Linked DNA regions of Homo sapiens: region 1 is linked to region 2. A link is a loop called in an ENCODE intact Hi-C map of the cell type or tissue named here. Cell type or tissue: GM12878. All regions are shown on one strand.

Region 1 (8,000 bases), 71 kb after region 2:
TAGAAAGAAGCAGAATAATAATAGTGACAAATGTCCTCTCGACCCAGCCAGGGCAAGCAGAGAAGCAGAGATGGCCTAAATGTGGAGCAGTGGGTCCAAACTGGACCAGAGTGAATCTAACTTAATGAAAATGACAACTGCAAAAAAAAACAGAACTGATTCTAAGCAATCCATGAAATGCATAAGAAGCTCAAATGTATAATTGGGACAATGGTGAATAGCATTAATATTTCTTCTTTCTCAACAAGGAAAAGGCAATTAGAAATTCTAGAAAAACAACCACATAATAAAGATAGGGCCCCAGTATGGAACAATAAAAACAATGATGGTTTTGAATAATTGGTAAAGTCTAGGAAAGGAAAAGTCATTTGCGTTTGACACCAGGAACATTTTCCTAGGCGTGGCTTATGCTTTGAGTCATTGGACGTAGAGGGAGGGGTGCAACCCTGCAGCGGTGCTGGGCTCTGCAGTGAACCATGCAAATCACCTAAGGCAGCCGGGAATGGGGCCCAGCCAGCCTGCTGCAAAGTAGCTCTAGGTGCATCTTCCGTGCGTCTAGGTGTGCCATGTGACAAGGTGCTGTTGGATGCCTGTGAGTGGAAATGATGCCAGTGTACCCGGGCCTGGCCCATTAAAAACACCCACATCGTGCTCCTTTGGCCAGTTTCCCCTCCCACGGCTGAAACTGGATGACCGTGGAGTCTCACGCTCAAGATGTCAGAGCCTGGGTCACCTGGGTCCCTGAGTGGCTGAGGAGGAGATGCCACTCCATGGACCCACTTATCTTCAGGAACACGTACATCAGCAAGAAACAAATGATGGTGTTTATGCCATTTTATATTTGGAGGTTTATCTATTAGAGGAGTTAGCTATGCTAACTATTAATAATTCAGGTTAATTGGTTTTCAACTTTTTGGACTCTACAGACAAAGCACAGAGACTTACCCATGAGTAAAAATACAGTGCACGTGTCAGGAAGCTTAATAAGGCAGGGCGCCACCGTCAAAAGCAGGAAGAGGAAGCCGGTGAGGGCAGGGCAGGGGGGAAGGCTGGCGGTGCCAATACCTAGTCTCAGGGATCAGGGGTGCCTTCTGTCATTAGCGGGGAGTGTCACGTGTATTGCTTACTGCTGCAGTTAGATAATGGAAGGTACATCTGTCAATATTGATGTAACTATTGGGAGGCTGTAACAATAGTAAAGACAGCTAAATTCTTATTGATCATAATAGGAAAATAAGCTGATCAAGAAATCAGAAAGATCTGGGAAGTAACCAGAGAAGAAATGGAATCAGAACCATTAAAAGCGGTTACCCCTGAGGAGCAGGGCTGGAGGTGGGAGGGCTGTTTGGGGGCCGCCCAGCATCGCCCTTTTTCCTTTCCTCCATTTCTCCCTGTCTCTCTCTCTGTCTCTCTCATCAGCCCTCCTGCACTCTTTCAAATGTTAAACCTATGCATTTATTACTTTCATTTTAGAATTTAAAATATTTAAAGGTTTACTAAATACACATTAGAAATTAGGTTACTCAGGAGAACATGAAGTTTTTCCTGAGTACTCTAGGGACACTCAGTTATTAATAATTGATATGCAGCTCCCATGCCATGGTCGTCTGTTACAGTAGGTCTCCATATACCTGGCCTTAGGATATTCTTTATTTATTTATTTTTTTTTCCATAGGTTATTGGGGTACAGGTGGTATTTGGTTACATGAGTAAGTTCTTTAGTGATGATTTGTGAGCTTTGGGTGCACACATCACCCGAGCAGTATACCCTGCACCCTAATTGTAGCATTTTATCGCTCGCCCCCTCCCACCCTTCCCTGCAAGTCCCCAAAGTCCATTGCATCATTCTTATGCCTTTGCATCCTCCTAGCTCAGCTTCCACATATCAGTGAGAGCGTGATGTTTGGTTTTCCATTCTTGAGTTACTTCACTTAGAATAATAGTCTCCAATCTCATCCAGGTCGCTGCAAATGCCGTTAATTCCTTTTTATGGCTGAGTAGTATTCCATCATATATATATATATATATATATATATATATATATATATATATATATATAAACAATTTCTTTACCCAGTTGTTGATTGATGGGCATTTGGGTTGGTTCCACTATTTTGCACTTGTGAATTGTGCTGCTGTAAACATGCGTGTGCAAGTATCTTTTTCGTGTGACTTATTTTCCTCTGGGTAGACACCCAGTAGTGGGATTGCTGGATCAAATGGTAGTTCTACTTTTAGCTCTTTAAGGAATCTCCACAGTGTTTTCCATAGTGGCTGTACTAGTTTACATTCCCACCAGCAGTGTAGAAGTGTTCCCTGTTCACCACATCCACGCCAACATCTACCGTTTTTTTTTTAATTTTTTGATTATAGCCATTCTTGCAGGAGTAAGGTGGTATTGCATTGTGGTTTTGATTTGCATTTCCCTGATAAATAGTGATGCTGACCATTTTTTCATGTTTGTTGGCCATTTGTATATCTTCTTTTCAGAAGTGTCTATTCATGTTCTTAGCCCACTTTCTGATGGGATTGTTTGTTTTTTCTTACTGATTTGTTTGAGTTCGTTGTAGATTCTGGATATTAGTCCTTTGTCAGATGTATAGATTGTGAAGATTTTCTCCCACTCTGTGGGTTGTCTGTTTACTCTGCTGACTGTTCCTTTTGCTGTGCAAAAGCTCTTTAGTTTAATTAGGCCCCAGCTATTTGTCTTTGTTTTTTTTTGCATTTGCCCTTTGGTTCTTGGTCATGAAATCCTTGCCCAAGCCAATGTCTAGAAGAGTTTTTCCAATGTTATCTTCTAGAGTCCTTATAGTTTCTGGTCTTAGGTTTAATTCTTTAATCCATCTTGAGTTGATTTTTGTATAAGATGAGAGATGAGGATCCAGTTTCATTCTCCTACATGTGGTTTGTCAATTATCCCAGAACCATTTGTTGAAAAGGGTGTCCTTTCCCCACTTTGTGTTTTTGATTGCTTTGTCGAAGATCAGTTGGCTGTTAAGTATTTGGGTTTATTTCTGGATTCTCTATTCTGTTCCTTTGGTCTATGTGCCTACTTTACACCAGTACCATGCTGTTTTGGTGACTATGGACTTCACTTCTTGTATCATTTTTTGGATTTCCTTGCATTGGACTTCGCCTTTCTCTGGTCCCTCTCTGATTAGCTGAATAACTAACCTCCTGAATTCTTTTTCAGGTGAATCAGGGATTTCTTCTTGGTTTGGATCCATTGCTGGTGAGTTAGTGTGATTTTTGGGGGGGTGTTAAAGAGCCTTGTTTTGTCATATTACCAGAGCTGGTTTTCTGGTTCCTTCTCATTTGGGTAGTCTCTATCAGAGGGAAGGTCTAGGGCTCAAGGCTGTTATTCAGATTCTTTTGTCCCATGGGGTGTTTCTTTGATGTAGTTAGTACTCTCCGCCTTTTCCTATGGATGTGGCTTCCTGTGAGGCGAGATGCTGTGATTATTAACTCTCTTCTGGGTCTAACCACCCAGCACATCTACCCGGCTTCAAGCTGGCAGTGGGGGTTGTCTGCACAGTGTCCTGTGATGTGAACCATCTGTGGGTCTCTCAGCCGTGGATACCAGCACCTGTTCTGGTGGAGGTGGCAGGGGGGTGAAAAGGGCTCTGTGAGGGTTCTTAGCTTTGGTGGTTTAATGTTCTATTTTTGTGCTGGTTGGCCTCCTGATGGGAGGTGGTGCTTTCCAGAGAGCATCAGCTGTGGTAGTATGGGGAGGAACAGGTGGTGGGCAGGGCCCCAGAACTCCCAAGAGTATATGCTCTTTGTCTTCAGGTACCAGAGTGGATAGGGAAGGCCCATCAGGTGGGGGCAGGGCTAGGCATGTCTGAGCTCAGACTCTCCTTGGTTGGGTCTTGCTGTGGTTGCTTTGGGGGATGGGGGTGAGGTTCCCAGGTCAATGGAGTGGTGAATCTAGGAGGATTATGGCTGCCTCTGCTGAGTCATGGAGGTTGTCAGGGAAGTAGGAGAGAGCCAGCAGTTACAGGCCTCATCCAACTCCCATGCAGTCTGAAGGGCTGGTCTCACTCCCACTGTGGCCCCACTAACAGCACCGAGTCTGTTTCCAGGCAGTGGGCGAGCAGGGCTGAGAACTCGCCCCAGGCTACCCACCACCCCCTAGCTGCAAAAGCAATTAGGGCTTTCATTCTTCCCCCGCCTGTGGAGTCTATACACCAGCTCTCACCCTCCCCTGAGTTCTGGCCAGGAGGCTTCTCGCCTGGTTCAAATTGTTACAAAGTTCGGCTGGAGAATTCCTTCTCCCTGTTGCATTTCCCCCGCCCTGCACCTCCGGTCACCCTGCCAAAAGATCCTTGTGTTGCCACGTAGGAATGGGCTGCTTGGGGACCCAGCGAGCTCCCAGGGCCTTTCCCGCTGCTTCCTCTACCCCTGTATTTCGCTCTGCTCTCTAAATTGACTCAACTCCAGGTAAGGTTGGAAACTTCTCTCGAAAACTAGACCTTCAGTTTCCCCAGTGGGGGTGTGTGCTCGGGGGCGGAGGATCTTCCTTTCCCATTTCCACTGTTGGGGCACTCACAGTATTTGGGGTGTCTCCCAGGTCCTGCAGCTGTCTGCTTCCTTCAGAGGGTCGGTGGGTCCTCTTGGGATTCCTGGTTTGTTCTGGATCTAAACTTAATGATGTGAGCCTCCACACACTGCTCAATCCATCTGAGTCGGAGCTGCAATCTAGTCCTGACTCCCATCTGCCACGATGATCCACGATGCTCTTTTTTCAAAAAAAAAAAAAGAAAGAAAAATCTTTTTAGAGTGAGGGTCTTGTTCTGCCACCCAGGCTAAAATGCAGTTGTATGGTCATCACTCACTGCAGCCTCAAATTCCTGGACTCAATTGATCCTCCTGCCTCAGCCTCCCAAGTAGCTGGGACTACAGGCGCGCACCACCATGCCCAGCTAATATTTAAAATTTTTATTTAATTTTTTCTTGTAGAGATGGAGTCTCGCTATGTTGCCCAGGCTGGTTTTGAACTCCTGGCTCAAGCCATCTTCCCACCTTGGCCTCCCAAATCACTGGAGTTACAAGCATGAGCCACTGCACCCGGTCAGGACATTCTCACATTAGTCCTTATGGATCGTAGTCTGCCCTTGAAAATACTAAAATTATAGTCCTTTGAGAAGAGTTTCCAACTATGGCTTTTCACTTTCACACACATTGTCCCTACTCCCCTCCAGGCCCCGACACTGATCTGATTTTGTGAGGTTTAAGTGGACCTGTTTTTGAGCGTTTTGTAGCATATTGCTGGGATGGAGTGGGAGGGTTGGAAGTGGTGAGGAACGTTTTCCTGCAGGTCAGCTAAATCAGCCAAACTCATGTTTACAGATCGCTTAATAAAAGTCAAAGTGAAACCACCTCACTGGATCCCTCAGAGAAAAGAAATGCAGATTTGTTTTACTTGGACAACCTAATATTTGAATAAAAACATCTCCGAAGTCCTTGCCCAGTCACTAAGATGGCAATGGCCAGGTCTGCGGGAAACTGTCCCAGGCAACCTTCTGGGGCCTGTGCCTTGAGTAGACAGCTGGCCCTGAGCTCTTGGCCACTCGAGCCATCTCCAGGACCCCCTTGGCAGGAACGTCCAGGAGTCAGCACCTTGAGTACACTCGAGCCCCAAGTTCTGTTGCAGAAAAGGCTCTGTGTGCTGTCATCTCAGCTGCTGGGGCATCGCCCAGGCTGTCAGGGGTCAGGGTTCCCCCAAGCCCAGGTGTGCCCAGGTCAGGCATCTCTGGAAAGACCACATGCTGGCTATGGGTAGACACCCTGAGGGACTGGGCATGCCCACGGGGGCCGGACCCTGCAGACTGGGTGCGTCTCCCTCTGGCTCCCACCCCAGGAGAAGGTTTCCATGGAGTCGCAGCACTTTTCCTAGCAGGGGCAGGGGCTGGGGAAGGTCCGGCCCCACCTGGCTCAGGACAATGCCTCTTGGTGACAACATGGTCTTCATGCTTGGTCCCCCCACTTTTTCGTGACTGGTCCACATTGGCTCAAAGAAGCTTCCCTCTCATGGGAGAGACTTGGTGGAACAACACTGGAAATATGGGCAGGGGCAGGAGGGGCTTTATAATCCATCAAGATAGGAATCTCAGTGCCTAATTTCTAGTAAATAAACAGTTGTCTTTGCAATAAGGTATAAATTCCTTTACAATTAATTTTTTAAATTCACCAAGTGCTGCTACAGAGTCGATCTTATGTATCAACTCAGCAAACAGGTTCCAGGTGGGTAAAGGACACGTGGATTCCCCATGTGTGGGTGAGCCTGGTGCCCAGCCGCCCATGTTCGCCATGCTAGCCACGCGGCCTCCTCGTCCCGGCCCCTCCCCATCCATCTCCGGCTGCTCCCTGAGCCCACGCCTCCTCCAGGGCTGGCTGCCAGGGGTCTCTGCCCCAGCTGCAGGGGTGGTGTTTCCCTAGTGCGAAACGCGTGACACCCAGGGTTTCACACATGGCTATGTCGGTCTCCTCAGCTGTGTTGCAGGCAGAGGCAGTTCTTTTGAGCCCTTCTCAGTGCCTGTGCACCCTGCGGGGGTCCAGCACGGCACCTGTGCCCTGGATGCTCAAGGTAAGTGACAGTTCCCGCTCATCCTGAGCAGCCTCAGGCCTTTCCGTGGCTGTGCTCATCCATATCTGTCTCCGTGGCATCAGCCTTTCCGTGCGTGTCCTTTGCCAGCTACACTGCTCTTGGAATGAGGCAGGGTGTAAACAACTGCAGTAAATACAGAGGTTGCCTGGAGTCCTTGCTAAGGGACAGTGAGGTAGCATTGTTTCCAGGCCTCCCTTGAGTGAGCTGACTGGGGTCCCAGGAGGAGGGAATGAGGAACAGTGGGCTTTCTAGAGTTGGGGCATCTGAGGGTGAGTCTGACTGTGGGGAAGGATGAGGGTAGTAAGGGACAGGGGACATGCTAAGTCAGCATGGCAGGACCTCCAGGAAGCCAGCATGGCTCTGAGATGGATGAGGGCGGGCTGTGTTTGGCAAGTGAGAATAGCAGCCTGGGTGGTCACGTGGCCAGAGCCCTGTGTGCCAAGGCTGCAGTGGCAGAAGCGAGGAAGCAGCCACCTACGTGGGAACGTGCGTCCTGTGCCAGGCTCGGAGCCCCGGGCTTCTTATGCACTGCCCTTTACTCCCCACTGTGCCTGCGTGAGATCAGGGATGCCCCTGTCTCTATCTGCAGGGATTGGGGAATCCGTTGCCTGCCCGAGGTGGGGCAGCGGGGGAGCTGCTGGGTGGCCCTGTGGGCGCCTGCGGCTCCGCGGTGTCCTCCGGCCTCTGAAGCACTGCCGCATCCAGGCCTGCTCTGCACTGACTACTGTGGAGGCGGCACTGCCCACAGGACAGCGGCAGTGACCGCAAAGGAAGAGAGGAGGAGGGTAAGGGCGGTTCCATGGAGAATGAGGACGTCATGATTATTTAAGGAGAACAAAAAATATGTGTGCCACCTGCGAACACCCGTCCTTCATCCGCACGGCCGCTGCCTGTCTGTCCTTCCGTTCAGCAGGAGGGGCCTTGTGCTGGGTCTGGTGCCGGTGCCAGGGCCGGGGACGCTGGGGTGACAGCCCAGCCTTCAGGAAGGTCTTCGGTGGGAATGGAGAAAGCCGGAGTCTTCACCAGCGAGCCGGCCCTGCTTCCCTTCACTCCCTGGGACAGATACTCCGGGAAGCTGGGATGAGCAGGGCTTTCCCCACGGCAGGCGTTCTCGTGTTTCATGGGATGGCGGCAGAGTGGCATCAGGGCAGAGAGGTTTGACTGCAGCCAAGTGCGTTTGCAGCATCCCTTACTTACTATTCCCCAGCCGGGGTCTGGGCCTCTTGGTTTCAGGTGATGATGCACCTCCCGGAAAGTCTGGGTTTCTTGTCTAGAAAGGAGAGGCAGAGACCTGGCAAGCCAGTCTCCCCGAGGTCTCCTTTCTGTCCTGGTGTCTGGGGGCTCCCGGCACAGCCAAAGTGTGGCCTGTGGCTGCCACTGTCCTCCGAGGACC
Region 2 (8,000 bases):
AGTTTCTGCACAGCAAAAGAAACATCGGCAAAATGAAAAGGCAGCGTACAGAGTGGAAGAAACCATATATCCAATAAGGGATTAATATCCAAAATACATAAGGAACTCATACAACTCGATAGCAAGCAAACAAAATAACCCAGTTTAGAAATGAGCAAAGCACTTGAATAGACATTTTTCTAAAGAAGACATACAGATATCCAATAGGCATATGAAAACGTGCTCAACGTCACTAACCATCAGAAAAATGGAAATCAAAACCGCAATGAGACATCACCTCACACCTGTTAGGATGGCCAGTATGAAAAAGACAAAAGATAAGTCTTGGGGAGAATGTGGAGAAAAGGAAACACTTTTATATATTCAAGGTGGGAATGAACATAATGGAAAACAGTTTGGAGGTTCCTCAAAAATTAAAAATAGAGCTACAACCCAGCAGTCCCATTCTGGGTATATATCCAAAGGAAATGAAATCATTAGCTCAAAGAGATCCCTGCACCTCCATGTCAAAGGCAGCTTTATTCACAGTAGCCAAGATGTAGAAAATACGCAATTGTCCATTTGACAGATGAAGGGATAAAGAAATTGTGGTAGATACATATAGAGTGGAATATTGTTCAGTCTTTACAAAGAAGGCCGTCCTGCCGTTTGAAACAATATGGACGAACCTGGAGGACATTATGCTAAGTAAAATGAGACAGAGAAAGACAAATACTGCGCGATCTCACCTGTGGAGTCTGAAAAAGTCAAACTTCTAGAAAGGAAGAGTACAATGGTGGTTACCAGAGGCTGGTGGGAGGGGTTGGAAAGTGGGAGGTGCTGGTCAAAGGTTAGGAACGTTCAGCTTATAAGATGAATACATTCTGGACACCTCATGTACAGCACGAGAACTGTAGTTAATAATAGTGTATTGTGTACTTGAAATTGGCTAAGAGAGTGCATCTTAAGTGTGTGCATGACAAAAAAAAGGGAGTTAACTATATGAGTTGATGGATATGTTATTAGTTAATTGTGGCAGTCATTTCACAATGTGTGTGCATATCAAAACATCACATTGCGGCCAGGCGTGGTGGCGCATGCCTCTAATTCAAGCACTTTGGGAAGCTGAGACAGAAGCATTGCTTGAGCCCAGGAGTTCGAGACTAGCCTAGGCAATGTAGGGAGATCTTGTCTTTACAAAAAATTTAAAAATTAACCAAGTAGGGTGGCATGTGCCTGTGGTCCCAGCTACTTGAGAGGCTGAGGTGGGAGGACTGCTTGGACCCAGGAGGTCAAGGCTGCAGTGAGCTGTGATTGCACCACTGCCCTCCAGCCTGGGTGACAAAGCAATACCCTGTCATACACACACACACACACACACACACACACACACACACACACATATCACAGTGTACTACCTAAATATACACAAATTCTATTTGTCAAGGACACTTCAATAAATCTGGGGGGGAAAAAGCCAACAGTATGATCTGAAGCAGTATTTTCCAAATTTGTTTTGATTGGACCTATAGATAGTTTTACATAATGACTTCCCCCACACATGTAAATAGATATGCACGTAACTGAAATAAACTGTTTACAAGGGAGTACTCACATTGAAAACCTGTGGCACACTGTGCTTCACTCCAGCCTCGTGCTGGCCCCGGCACCCTGATGTGGCTTCATGGCCGGTCACAGGCTGCAGCCCCCAGTGGAGGAGCTCCGGTGCTGGGATTCAGATATCTCATGAACTCTTAGGCAGCCCTTGGAGTAGGCAAGTTCCTCTTCAGATGTAACAGGGGTTCCGGCAGGTTGTGGCATTGCCGGTGGCATTGCCAGCAGGGACTCAGGTGAGCCCGATGTTCAGCTCGGTAGGTGCAGTGCTGTTACTGAGGGAGCTTGCATTTGAATTAGGGAGATGTCCATGCTGGGATGTTGAAGGACTGCGTGTGGTGGGGAGGTCTTGTTGGAGCAGTTATCCCTGGGCAGCTCAGCCTCTGCTAGAGTGGCAGAAAACTTTCACACGGGGCTGCCTCTTCCTGCCTGTGTATGGGGCAGGCAGTGTGCCTTGATCATGGGGCCCTGCAGCAGAGCCTGGAGCCTTGTGATAGAGTGTCCAGTCAGGCACCTCTGGTCCTTTGAGGTGAAACCTGTTTGGCAATCAGGGCTGGTTGGATGGGCAGGTGTGTATCACCCAATTCTGAATCTTTCTAGTTGAGCAACCTAAGGTGTAAAGTAAGGCGGATGTGACTATTAGAGGTAAAGCCGGGCGCATGGTAGGAGCTGCGTAAGTGCCGGTTGCTCTTACGGCAGGGTTGAAGCTGACTTCCTGTTGGAAGTAGCACTTGAGCCTAAGACTGTGTCTGGATGGTGAGTCCTTAAAGTAAGACACTGTATGTTTTCTTGTTTTAATGATGGAAAACGGCAAATACAGGCCGAGATGGGACCAGGCAGAGACTACAGGGAGACAAGTTTAGCCGGTAAGGCGGGAATCAGGCAGGCGGTGTCTCCAGACAACCTGGAATGAAATAAAGTCATGGCCAGATCTTAGGTTAGATTGAAGAAAAGGCAACACAACAGACATTAAAAAGTACAATTCAGTGAGCTTTGTTTTGCATTTAGAGTTTGAGAATGATAGAGAGGTGTAACTACTCTGAAGCGTTTGTTCCCGGGATGGTTCTCTTGGTTGGAAGAGGTGGGTGCCACAGAGGAGCACTTTCTGCTTGATACATGGGGAGTTTAGGGGTCACATGGGACATGTGGTCGGAGCTGGGGAGTCCACTGGACGAATTGGTTCTGGCTTTGTCCACAGGCATGCCGCCATGCCGTTCCAGCCCTCAGAATGGGAGTGAGCAGTTTTGGGAGGAGGAGCATAGAGAGAGCAGAGGGCAGGTGTCCACCCTGGGGGCCACCTACAGGGCTGCACCTTGACCTGGCCCCAGCAGCCCCTTGTGAATTGATTCACAAGCAAAGCCTCTTTTTTAGTGGGGCGCTTTGGATACTGAGTAGCAAACCCTTTCCATGGGGTTCTAGGGTGAACCAGTCTTCACTGACTTGTACTTGATAAACAGACTTTTTCTAAGTTTATTTTTTATGCATTTAAGAACGCGCAAAACATCCTCACATACTCAGAGGGGGCGGGATGAATTCTTCCCTCCTCCTTCGTCAGCACACAGTTTACTAAAGGCCTCTTAGGTGCCTGTCACAGCCTGAGCTGGCTGCTTGCATATTCCCATGAGTGGGAGGTGTGAGCTCGTTGCTCATACAGTTGAGAGTCTGGCCAGGAACCCGGGTGCCGGTGGTGATCAATGTGTTGCATGTGTGGGGGGAGTGCAGGCTGCCACGGGAAAGGACCAGGGAAAGTCCCAGCGACCTTTGTGGATCAGTCAACTCCGTGGGAGGAAGTGGTGTTTCGACCAAGGCCTGAGAATGTGCAGGCCAAGTGATAGGAAGTAGGCCACATCTCTCTTCGTTGTCATCTGCAAACTACGCATTTTATTGTAAGCTATGTGCCCTTCCAGCTTCAGTCCTGGTCCTGTGAAGAATAATCCATCTTGCCAGTCTCAGGCTTGGGCAGTTTGTAGGACCCTGAGGCTCCTGGGCTCAGATTCTTCTGAATTGTCTTTCTTGACCCTTTCCCTCTTTGCCTTGACATTTATCTCTTAACAAGAAAGACACACAAAACCGTGATTGGTTAGGGAACCGCCCGTCACTACTCTGCAAACATGTAGCCACCACCCATGGCTGTGTTTCCAGAAAGCCACGAAGCTTCTGTTTGTGTAGTTGGTTTCCTAGACTCCTAGCAAGATGATATCTCGATCTGGTCTCTCTGAAAGCGAATCCACGATGTCATCATGCACCCATCTACCCAGGTGACAGGTTTTCAGTCTGGCAGTCATTCTTCAGGGCCCTCCACGCCCAGGCCTCCCTCCCACAGACTCAGTTGGTACCGAGGCTCAAGTGCCATGTGACCTTCCTTCATTTCCCTGTGCTCTTTGCAGACTTCATCACAGCCTTACAATGTTCCCTGTGATCTTCAGAACCCAAGAAGCATTTCTTGAAAGCTTTACCTGTGAGAACTCGAAGCCAGTTATTTTCTAAAGCAAATCAATATTACCTCCTGTAGTCTTTAAGCCTTTTTTTGCTTCTTTTTGAATTATATTTTTTCTTCATAGATCTAAAAAGTTACTTATACAGCCACTTGAAACTCATTTTATTGCTTCCTCTGATAATATGACTGAGAAATATGAGCTTTTTCATAGAGAAGTATATCCCTTGGCCCACGCCAAGGCAGATATAAAATCAGTCGCATGCAGAGAAAATGAGTGGAATAGCACACCACGATTTCCTGCAGGAAATACAGTCCTCTCCCCCACTTATTTTATTCCACACCTGGAGCAAAACTAGGCTAAGATGACCCATTTTCTTCTAGCCAGGGGAAGAAGGCGTTGCAGTGATATGTCTGCAGGGAGAGTGTCTTTTAGAGCACATGCTGCTCTTAAGTGCAGGATGCTGTGCTGCTGGATGTGCATGTAGAGGCAAATGTTTGATTCGGCTTTGAATCTCCACCACTTTGGAATTGGTACCCATTCAAATGCATACATAAGTGTCTTGTGAAACAAACAAAAAAAAAACCGCGAGGGGATTTGGGAAACAAGTTTTCAGGAGCATTGATTATGACCATCAGCTCCTTAGGACGTGAAATGGATGCTTCAAAATGTGTCCCAGAGCTGTCTGTGGCCATCGTGTGCATGTGCACCTGACTCTATAAATGCTCTAGAGTGTATCTCGGCCATTGTGGGCTTGTGTCCTCAACTGACTGTGAATGTTCTAGAGTGTACCTCGGCCATTGTGTGCATGTGTTCCCGACTCACTGTGAATGTTCTAGAGTGTATCTTGGCCATTGTGTGCGTGTGTTCCGGTCTCACTGTGAATGCTCTAGAGTGTACCTCGGCCATTGTGTGCGTGTGTTCCCGACTCACTGTGAGTGTTCTAGAGTGTACCTCGGCCATTGTGTGCATGTGTTCCGAACTCACTGTGAATGCTCTAGAGTGTACCTCGGCCATTGTGTGCGTGTGTTCCCGACTCACTGTGAGTGTTCTAGAGTGTACCTCGGCCATTGTGTGCGTGTGTTCCAGACTCACTGTGAATGCTCTAGAGTGTACCTCGGCCATTTTGTGCGTGTGTTCCCGACTCACTGTGAGTGTTCTAGAGTGTACCTCGGCCATTGTGTGCGTGTGTTCCCGACTCACTGTGAATGCTCTAGAGTGTACCTCGGCCATTGTGTGCGTGTGTTCCCGACTCACTGTGAGTGTTCTAGAGTGTACCTCGGCCATTGTGTGCGTGTGTTCCCGACTCACTGTGAGTGTTCTAGAGTGTACCTCGGCCATTGTGTGCGTGTGTTCCCGACTCACTGTGAGTGTTCTAGAGTGTACCTCGGCCATTGTGTGCGTGTGTTCCCGACTCACTGTGAGTGTTCTAGAGTGTACCTCGGCCATTGTGTGCGTGTGTTCCGGACTCACTGTGAATGCTCTAGAGTGTACCTCGGCCATTGTGTGCGTGTGTTCCCGACTCACTGTGAGTGTTCTAGAGTGTACGTCGGCCATTGTGTGCATGTGTTCCTGACTCACTGTGAGTGTTCTAGAGTGTACCATGGTCATCGTGTGCATGTGCACCTGACTATAAATGCTGTAAAATGTACCATGGCCATTGTGTGCATGTGTCCTTAACTGACTGTGAATGCTCTAGAGTGTACCTCGGCCATTGCGTACGTGTGTTCCCGACTCACCGTGAATGCTCTAGTGTGCACCTCGGCCATTGTGTGCGTGTGTTCCGGACTCACCGTGAATGTTCTAGAGTGTACCTCGGCCATTGTGTGCGTGTGTTCCGGACTCACTGTGAATGTTCTAGAGTGTACCTCGGCCATTGTGTGCTTGTGTTCCTGAGTCACTGTGAATGCTCTAGAGTGTACCATGGTAATCGCGTGTGTGCACCTGACTATAAATGCTTTAAAATGTACACATGCACAAATAGCCATTGTGTGCATGTGTCCTCAACTCACTGTGAATGCTCTAGAGTGTACCATGGTCATTGTGTGTGTGTGCACCTGACTCTATAAATGCTCTAGAATGTACCACGGCCATCATGCACATGTGCACCTGACTCACTTATTTCAGCCATTGTGAGTGTATGTACCTGACTCTATAAATGCTCTAGAATGTACTACAGCCATTGTGTGCACGTGCACTTGACTCTATAAATGCTGTAAAATGTACCATGGCCATTGTGTGCGTGTGTCCCCGACTCACTGTGAATGCTCTAGTGTATACCTCGGCCATTGTGTGCATGTGTTCCTGACTCTATAAATGCTCTAGAATGTTCTATGACCATTGTGTGTGTGCATACCTGCCTCATTGTAAATGCTCTATGGCAGTGGTCCCCAATATTTTCAGCAACAGGGACCAGTTTCGTGGAAGACAATTTTTCCATGGACCAGGGTGGCTAGTTTTGCGATGAAACTTCCACCTCAGATCATCAGGCATTAGATTCTCATAAGGAGTGTGCAGCCTAGATCCCTCTCATGCACAGTTCACAACAGGGTTCCCGCTCCTATGAGAATCTAATGCCTCCTGATTTGACAGGAGACAGAGCTCAGGCTGTAATGTCACTTGCCCACTCCTCACCTCCTGCTGTGCGGCCTAGTTCCTAACAGGATATGGATTGGTACCAGTCCACAGTCTGGGGGTTGGGAACTCCTGCCCTAAGAATGTACTGGGGCCATCATGTGCATGGACTCACTGTGAATGCTCTAGAGTGTACCAGAGCCATGCCGGGTGTGCACCTGACTCACTGTGAAAGCTCTAGAGCATACCAGGGCCGTGTTGGGTGTGCACCTGAGTCACTGTGAATGCTCTAGAGTATACCAGGGTTGTGTTGGGTGTGCACCTGAGTCACTGTGAATGCTCTAGAATATACCAGGGTCATGTTGAGTGTGCACCTGACTCACTGTGAATGCTCTAGAGTATACCAGAGCCATGCTTGGTGTGCACCTGACTCACTGTGAATGCTCTAGAGCATACCAGGGCCGTGTTGGGTGTGCACCTGACTCACTGTGAAAGCTCTAGAGCATATCAGGGCTGTATTGGGTGTGCACCTGACTCACTGTGAAAGCTCTAGAGCATATCAGGGCCGTGTTGAGTGTGCACCTGACTCACTCACTGTGAAAGCTCTAGAACGTATCAGGGCCATGTTGGGTGTGCACCTGAGTCACTGTGAATGCTCTAGATTATACCAGGGTCGTGTTGAGTGTGCACCTGACTCACTGTGAATGCTCTAGAGTATACCAGGGTCGTGTTGAGTGTGCACCTGACTCACTGTGAATGCTCTAGAGTATACCAGGGCCATGCTGGGTGTGCACCTGACTCACTGTGAAAGCTCTAGAGTGTATCAGGGCCGTGTTGGGTGTCCACCTGACTCACTGTGAATGCTCTAGAGTATACCAGGGCCATGCTGGGTGTGCACCTGAGTCACTGTGAATGCTCTAGAGTATACCAGGGCCGTGTTGGGTGTGCACCTGAGTCACTGTGAATGCTCTAGAGTATACCAGGGTCGTGTTGAGTGTGCACCTGACTCACTGTGAATGCTCTAGAGTATACCAGGGCCCTGCTGGGTGTGCACCTGACTCACTGTGAATGCTCTAGAGCGTATCGGGGCCGTGTTGGGTGTGCACCTGACTCACTGTGAAAGCTCTAGAGCGTATCAGGGCCATGTTGGGTGTGCACCTGACTCACTGTGAAAGCTCTAGAGTGTATCAGGGCCGTGTTGGGTGTGCACCTGGGTCACTGTGAACGCTCTAGAGTGTATCAGGGTCGTGTTGAGTGTGCACCTGACTCACTGTGAAAGCTCTAGAGCGTATCAGGGCCGTGTTGGGTGTCCACCTGACTCACTGTGAATGCTCTAGAGTGTATCAGGGCCATGGTGGGTGTGCACCTGACTCACTGTGAAAGCTCTAGAGTGTATCA

The links. A loop is a pair of places that touch in the nucleus more often than their neighbours do. Peaks named below come from ENCODE experiments on the same cell type or tissue, not always from the same donor. Only the 100,000 strongest peaks of a DNase experiment are listed, where the experiment ranks them.
Region 1: it touches region 2 in a loop (6-fold over the local background); 1 of 110 quality-filtered maps calls a loop at or near these places.

What each region holds. Positions count from the first base shown.
Region 1 is chr2:3,147,371-3,155,370 of GRCh38, reverse strand. All of the region lies in intron 2 of LOC107985840 (a long non-coding RNA gene), which reads left to right. Among named protein-coding and RNA genes, the nearest start is that of LINC01250, 25 kb to the right of the region's middle. RefSeq lists enhancers at 3,509-3,568, 3,579-3,838, 3,849-3,918. In GM12878, no CTCF peak of the experiment used is centred here; DNase peaks (open chromatin) are centred at 3,600 and 3,972; H3K27ac peaks cover 1,314 bases.
Region 2 is chr2:3,218,604-3,226,603 of GRCh38, reverse strand. All of the region lies in intron 4 of EIPR1 (EARP complex and GARP complex interacting protein 1), which reads left to right. Among named protein-coding and RNA genes, the nearest start is that of LINC01250, 97 kb to the right of the region's middle. RefSeq lists an enhancer at 3,237-3,436. In GM12878, no CTCF peak of the experiment used is centred here; DNase peaks (open chromatin) are centred at 3,333 and 3,863; H3K27ac peaks cover 2,262 bases.